2 separate regions of the Homo sapiens genome follow, and region 1 is linked to region 2. A link is an interaction called in ENCODE POLR2A ChIA-PET data of the cell type or tissue named here. Cell type or tissue: PC-3. All regions are shown on one strand. Region 1 overlaps VTA1 (vesicle trafficking 1). Region 2 overlaps ADGRG6 (adhesion G protein-coupled receptor G6).

Region 1 (4,000 bases), 260 kb after region 2:
GTATGACAGAATTCTAAAAGAACTTCGATTATCAAAAAGGCAGAAAAAGGAGAAAGAAGAAACAAACAACAAATGAGACATAGAAAACCAATAGCAAGACTTAAACCCAAACATACTCATTACATTAATTATAAATGTTTTAAACATTGCAATTAAAAGGTAGAGGTTGTTATAATGGATAAAAACATAAGATCCAGCAATATACTATTGATAAGATCCCACTGAACTGGAATAATAATAACTTGATAATAACTAATATCAAACGAGTAATCGCCATGGATCATGTATTCATTTAGTCACATAAAAATAGAAAAATTGATTAATCCACCAAAAAATTTTGTGAAGTTGATCTTATTATTATCCTGAGTATGTTAATAAAAAACCTGAAACTCATAAGGTCATGCAGGCCATAAACGATAGGTTAGGATTTGACTCAGGCAGTGTGGCTCCAGAGTCTTACCCTGCATCCAGCAAGATGTCTCTCTTCATATACACATATAAAATTATATATAACCACAAATGTTATATACATTGCAACATGTAATTTGTTTGCACCCTTCATTTTTACATTATGCTGTGGGCTATGGCAGCTTTTGTAATAAATGTAACTCCATATATCTTTAACAGTTACATAATATAAACTTTCCATACTGATAGGTATTTAGATTTTCAATTATACTGCCTCTCGGGGGAGCTACAAAAGTGTGGAGGCTTTTTTTTTTTTAACTTCTATTTTAAAATGCAATGTCTGGGGGTACTATTACCATTTAAAACAGCAATATCCTGAAAGGTACTGGGCAGCCCTGACAACAAAGAATTGCTCCTCCAAGACTTGTTAAGGGTCACCAAGTAGAAACAATAATAAATTGAGGTTAAAAAAAAAAAACCCAAAATAGTAAAAACATAAAAATCTGACAAGCCACAGAAAAATAAATATAAAAAAACATAAAAAATGTAAATGTAACAGCCCAATGAAGAATTTCAGTGAAAGTAGGAACTTATATCAAGCATAGTTATTGAAATCTACTATATATATACCTTGACTGTTCAAGAGTATATAAGCTTCCACTTTGAACAACCAAATATAATTGTCATAGAAGACAAACCTTATCAAAGATGCTTAAACCTGTATGAATGCCAAAAAAGAAATGAAAGTTAAGAATCTGTTATCTGACTCCACAGCCCCTTCAACTTTACGGTTTTTTCTAAAGAGATGTAAAATGAGTTGACATTACTCAAAAAGGAAAGAAATAATTTTTACAAAATAAAACTCATGTTTGCATATATGTTCACAAAAACAAACTTAAGAGGAATGGAAGGCTAATGGATAAATCAGTAGTCCAACATTCTGTGTGTTTATTGTCAATGCTACAGTAAAGTACCCTGAGAAAGCTTATTAATAAAAAAAAGTAAGTAATCAAGCAATAAGACTATAGACTCTAGTCTATCATTCAGGAACCAGCAAAGACTGAAAGGAACTGCTTCTCTTTATTGGTTTAGTTAAACTTGTCTGAATGAATTTAAAATCCAATTTCTATGTGATTAACCCAACAAAAAATAGTAAGAGGCAAGTTATTATTATTATCATTTTTTTGAGACGGAGTCTCGCTCTGTCACCAGGCTGGAGTGCAGTGGCGCAATCTCGGCTCACTGCCACCTCTGCCTCCTGGGTTCAAGCGATTCTTCTGCCTCAGCCTCCTGAGTAGCTGGGACTACAGGTAAACGCTACCACGCCCGGCTAATTTTTGTATTTTTAGTAGACAGGGTTTCACCATATTGGCCAGGCTGGTCTTGAACTTCTGACCTCGTGATCTGCCCACCTGGGCCTCCCAAAGTGCTAGGAGTACAGGCATAAGCAAGTGATTGTTAATGCTAATATCCATGTAGTTTACCATCTATCAATAAAGAAATCCATTGTTATTTAGCATTTACACTAAATTAACATTTTCTACTGGTATGTCCTGTAACATCTCAGAACTGAAATAACTTTATATATACTTACAGCTTCCTGAACAACTATACTGTATTTAATTTTCTGATGATGATATCAACAAATGAAGACTCTTGAGACTGTGTGTATACTTTAACTGGAAGTTTATTAACTTTACAATGTCACCCCCTAGAGGAAGCTTTAAAAATTGAAACTTGAAATTTTATACATTTACTCACGGCAAACTGAAAAAGGAAGGGGAAAGTTCTGAGTTTAGCTTTATCTACAGCACCAAACCTGGCAGAATCAAAATATTTATCTAACAGTGCCCACTTTTAGTAAAGATTCAAATATTTTCCGGCTTCATTAAAGAAAAATAAAGAGATGGAGCTCAGAGACATACTATTAACAGAAAGCATCTCCTTCATTTTCCACTCTCCACTTAGGGGAATCTCCGAGATTTTTTCACTGGCTTTTTTGCCTTTTTCTTTTGCCATGGATTGTACTAGTCCCTTTCCCCTCAGTTACTCTGTGGCTCACTCAATAACTGGTTCTCTAATTACTAGCTACTACCAACAATTTTTCATTCAACCGTTTTTTTTAATCTGACTTTGTTTATTCGAGTCTTGGTTCTATCACTTAGTAACAGAAGGACCAGAAAGACTGTGAGGCAGACATCCTGAAAGAAAGCACTGTTAAAATGCCAATCAGCTACAGGAATGCTAGTTGTCTGCCTTATTAGGTGACAACTGTATGGCCATACTTCCCTCTAGGGACCACAACTGCCTTAAAATTCAGGTCAATTTGGCTAACACTTTTTGAGCACCTGTTCTTTATTATGTAAATATCTCTAGTGGCCTAGCACTACCAGGCAGAGTAAATGAATAAAAACTGGTAGCACAGTGTAAGCCTTCCTCAGTTTACAGTCTAGAAGAAAGACAAGCAAATGAAAAAGCAATTACGGTAAAGCTACACCAAGGCATAAAGAACAAAAAGAAACACCTTAAAACTAGGAGACTTAAGAAAAGGCCTCCCAGAGAAAGTGACTTTCAAGCTAGTACCCAAAGGATAAAAATCTAGTGAGTGTGGTGGGGAAGAGAAGAGGTGTCAAGGCAGATAAAGTAGAATGTTAAAAGGCTTGGAGACAACCAAGTGCCTAATGTTCTAGTAACAAAATGAAATTAATTTGATTAAAACTACAAAAGGTGATTCAGAACTCAAATCATGAGGGGTCACTGAAGACAAAGATTTCTTCAGATAGACATATGGAACTGCATGTATAATAATTCCGTATTCCACACTTTCATATAAACCTTCCCTCACGTTATAAAAGATGCTTTGTAATGTTTAAACAATTACATTACTTTCTATGCAGTGGATATAACATAATTTACTTAACCATTTCCATAATGATATATATTTTAGGTTATTTTGAGCTTATCATAAATGTATAAATAATCATTCAGGAAATTCTGCATAAAGGTCTTACTAAATGTATAGTTATTTCCTGAACACGTTTCCCCAAACTGGAATTACTGAATTAGATACTCTACATTTTGCCAAAATGCTTTCCAAACTTTGTACCAATCACACAGCCATGTCAGCAAGGATCTGAACGCGTACTCATTTGTACTGAGTCATATTTTTACAGTCAAAAATTGTTATTCCACTTTAATTTACATTTATTACTAACTAGGATGAATGCTTAACTCTAGCTAATAAATTTCAAAATACAGTAGAAATGAAAGATATTCTAGAAAACTACTATATCAAGAATGGCTCAAGAGGAAAATATTTTTCTAATGGAAGAAATTGAGAAATATAAAAAAGCACAAAGTTCTGCTGTATCAATGATTTTTTTAAATCTAAAGAAAGCGGTAAATCTGCTTGCGTTTTTAATCCAACTCACATTTGAGGAAAAGGAGTAATTTTCTCAACAATATCTAAGAAACCAGAGTAACGCTGTTACTAAAAATCTCAAAATGATAACGTAACTATAATATATTAAGAACTCTCAAACTCAAAAATAATGAGCAAAAACATGAAGACATTTTACTGAAGATGATACCC
Region 2 (4,000 bases):
CCTAAATTATTTGAACCTTTTTGATTTTTAATGAGTTAAAAGGATCTTAAAAAAATTGTTTCAGGACTAATTTTATAAGATTATAAAACAAACATTTTCATGTTTTACAATACAGAAAGCACCTTATATAATTTTTACTTACTTAAATGTTAATCATTTCTAACAGATTTGAATGCATTTTATAAATAGAAATACAGCAATTATAAATTAAAATTCTATAGCTGGAAAATTCATGTTACATAATATATTTTATCAGAAACATGAACATTAACGTTCAACCACCCTACAGTGTATAAATGTTTTTCAAAGCCGAGGCAATTTTCTTATTCACATTTGGAACAGTTAGCAATGGGTTTGGCAGATTAAAAATATACTTACTCAAAAGCAACATATGTCAGGAGAGTTGCTGCTGAAAAAATAGCAGATATTCCACACCCAATATAGCTGATGAAAGTGAGGACTTTAGTGTTTCTTGCATCTAACTGTGAGGCACTTCTTGGAAGGTCCTACATAAAACATGGCGAGCAGCTGTAAGAAACTCTCTTCTCATGAGAATGGTTCTCTGTTTCACTAGAAAGTTCACTGTTAACATTAGAGCAGCTTACTCTCAGGGGCTAAAACCAACAGTGTAAATCAATATTAAAATTTCCATTTATTATATTATTTTCGATCAATAAATAAAAGAAAAAAATGCAGCATTACTTCTGGAAGTCGTTACACATTGTTTTTCATCATTACCTTCTTTCCCAAGCTTTCTGCAAACCGGTATAACCTGAAGATCAAAACCACCAGGACTCTCAACAGAAATTGGAGAGGAGACGGTTGCCTTGCATAATAAACCATCAGGCCCATTCCTAACAGTTGCAGGGCTTGGGGCACCAGTTCAAATGGAGACCACAGTAGTCTATATGGCCAAACCCTCAAGCCTTTAGGTTCCTTGCCAGGTAGCAAGGAGCTCAGCCAGAGGCTGGTGCTGGTGCTGTGACTGCCAGGCTCTAAGGGTGGTGCGGAGGCTCCTAACCCTGGTTATTTCAATGCTTGGTATGTATGAGGTGGGACTGTCTTTATTTTCATAACTGAGATGCCATTAAGACTTTTGGGGGTCATAGACTTTTTTATTCCTATAGTACTGAAAGGATACAATTTAAATTATTTGGGGCTGTTGTGGAGTGGAAAGAAGTAAATACTTTCCAGTGTATTAATATAAAGTATTAATTTCAATGTGCTAAGGGAGACTTACAGGTCTGGACTTGGTAGAAAAATCTTTCTTTTCTGCCTTAAATGGGGGATTGGGATAGGAATAAATCTTGAGGTAAGACCACTCACTCAATCCTGGTTGGAGGAGAAAAGTACCTCCTTTATGTAGATGTTAAAAAATGGAGTGTTCTTACAGAAGGGATGTATTGAATATCTAGCGTAAACTTTTAGGTTTTAAATTATGGAGAAAATGTTTATGATTTTTCCTTCTATATGTAAATTGCCTTTAACTGTCATCAAAATGCCAATAAAATCTGCTACTCACACACAGGCCTTAAGTTGTGTGTGTGTGTGTGTGTGTGTGTGTGTGTGTGTGTGATAAAGAAATGTGGGTTAGTTTCAGGTTTCACTGATGCAGTAAAGAACAGGTACAGTATCTCTGCAACATCAAGCCATGCACGAAGTGATGGAATTCAGCAGAAGCAGAGGCTCAGAGTCTGAGGGGGCTCCCCCTATCTTCTTATCCCAGGAATCCCTTAAAACACTGGGAGAACACGGGGCACCCAGGGTACATGGGATGGGGTTTGAGTTGGTGCCACTTGATTCACAGATAGGCTAACTCAACCAATGATTCATCAGCCCAGAGAGATGAATCATGGTTTTGAGAGATTGCCAAGTGATGTGTCACAAATTCTTGAAAAACCTATGACTTGCAAATCACAATTAAATCCAGAATTTCAAATAGAAATTAAATAAGGCTGCTTACAGATTTGTTTACAGATTTATACACAATTTCATGTTGTTTTGTTCTTTTAGAGAATGAAAATATGAAAACTTTTATGATATAGCCAATATGAAAATGTACTAATCTTCATGAAAGCCAGTTTTAGTACAAAGAAATGTAGCAGAAGACATTAAATTCTTGAAATATTTGTAGACCAGAAGATATAATTATAGGTATGAGGTGCATTGTTTTAGCATCTCATATGGTGAACTGGTGAATGTGTCATGGGACAATGCAGACTCTGGGAATATCTTATACAAGTGAATAAAGAGTTTCTAAGTCAAGAAAAACTCTTAACAAAGTCTTGGTGGTCTGGAAAAACTGAAAAGATAAGAGAACATCACCAAAAAGGATATGTTCTGAAAAGATTTTCTACCAGCAATTTTTAATATTACAAAAACAGACAAGGTAGAAAATGGAAAGAGAACATGAATGATGCTTATCTTCACATATATATATATATAATTAACCATTCAATCAGATAGCAGCAGAAAAAATAATGCGTAATTACAAACTCATAATAAAATTTAGACAATATATGAAGGAACTGGCCATATGAAGTCGTGGGCAGGCAAACTCTGGCTTCATATAAATCATCTCTGAAGAGTAAATTTTGTTACTGTTATCTATTTATTTAATACCAGACTTACAACATGCACATAGTTGAAATATTTAAATGAATTAAGCTAAAGCTTACATACCTGAATGAGTAATCACAAAAAATAAGTGTTCTTTGAAAGAATGCCTGCTATCACTTTTGCAAAAAAGAGAACATGGAAGGAAACTGAATTTTCTTTTATAATTACTTAAGGAAAACATGCAATAGTTAATTGTTCATTTTCATGCTTTGACAGCAAAAGGAAAATATTTGTATTTTAGATAGTTAAAAAGGTGTCTTCTATGATTTATCACCTTTTTAAATGACTTGCTCTTATTCTGCAGAGCATTTATGTACTTGATTGTCAGGAAAATTACAACTTGCAGGGTTGCCATATGACAATGGCCATTTACATAGGCTGAGTAGATTTGTGAGCCAAATACTACATCCCACAGATCCTCAAGGCTTCCTCCCAGTCCCCACAGGAAGAAGGGTGCAAGATTTAAAGGCGGGAATAAACAAAACCTGACGTCTGTGATTCTAATTTGAAAAGCTTTATTGCCTCAGCTCACATCACTCCTATCTCCTATTAAAAAACAAATGTGGTTTGGTCCCTTTATGAAAACCAAACAGAAACAAAGGCTATGCTACAACCCAGAGCATACCCTGGAGACCAGAAAAGTGTTTGCAAAATCACAGGTAAACTGGATAAAAGGGAAAGGTATAAATCTATGGATGAGTTCAAAGAAGTCGCTGGATGCGTGGTGCGTCTTAAAATTTGGTGGGATAAGAAAAACACATTGACGCAATCTAATTTTGTTTAAAACTGTTTGGCAAGCTGGCTAATAAGATAAAACAGGGGCATGGAAGAAGGAAGGAAAGAATGATATAGAGGCCTAAGAGTGACAGAAACATCATAACCATTATCTCTCTTGCAGCTCTGAAGTCTCCATTCTAACCCTAGTCACTAGTCTGTCCTAACAAACTGCAATCTCTAGGAGGGAGATCACTCGGTGCAGTACCAGGTACAAAGCAACGTTCAAATATATTGAATGAGTGACAACATAAGAAAAATTTTTTTGATTACACTATTCACAATTCCCTTCCATGTTAGTAACACCCAACATTTTCTTCTTTAACTTTCTCTCCCTCCTCCCACTTGTCTCCCCGTCCATCTCTTTGACTCTGTTTCTCTCTTAATTAAAAAGTTTCATGAGGATTTTCTTGTTTCTGGGATTATTTATCATCACTGTTAATGCTACAGGAAAAAAAGGGAGAAAGTTCTTTTCTATAATTACTTTCACATATTTTTAATATGTGATCTTTGCTAATTAGATTCTTTATTAAGAATTAAGATTCACGGTACAGATGAAAACTATCAGGAAATAATTCCCAAAATACATAATCTAAAAATACATACA

The links. Peaks named below come from ENCODE experiments on the same cell type or tissue, not always from the same donor. Only the 100,000 strongest peaks of a DNase experiment are listed, where the experiment ranks them.
Region 1: POLR2A ChIA-PET joins it to region 2 with 5 read pairs; 3 of 35 experiments call an interaction of 5 or more read pairs at or near these places.

Annotation. Positions count from the first base shown.
Region 1 is chr6:142,154,757-142,158,756 of GRCh38, reverse strand. The region is part of intron 1 of VTA1 (vesicle trafficking 1); the gene reads right to left. Among named protein-coding and RNA genes, the nearest start is that of VTA1, 9.5 kb to the right of the region's middle. RefSeq lists an enhancer at 2,491-3,118. In PC-3, a CTCF peak has its summit at 2,111 (motif pointing left); no DNase peak of the experiment used is centred here.
Region 2 is chr6:142,411,475-142,415,474 of GRCh38, reverse strand. It overlaps ADGRG6 (adhesion G protein-coupled receptor G6), which reads right to left. Exons shown (of 25, transcript NM_198569.3): 19 at 379-506. Among named protein-coding and RNA genes, the nearest start is that of ADGRG6, 110 kb to the right of the region's middle. RefSeq lists enhancers at 1,669-1,963, 1,689-1,983. In PC-3, no CTCF peak of the experiment used is centred here; a DNase peak (open chromatin) is centred at 1,824; H3K27ac peaks cover 2,915 bases.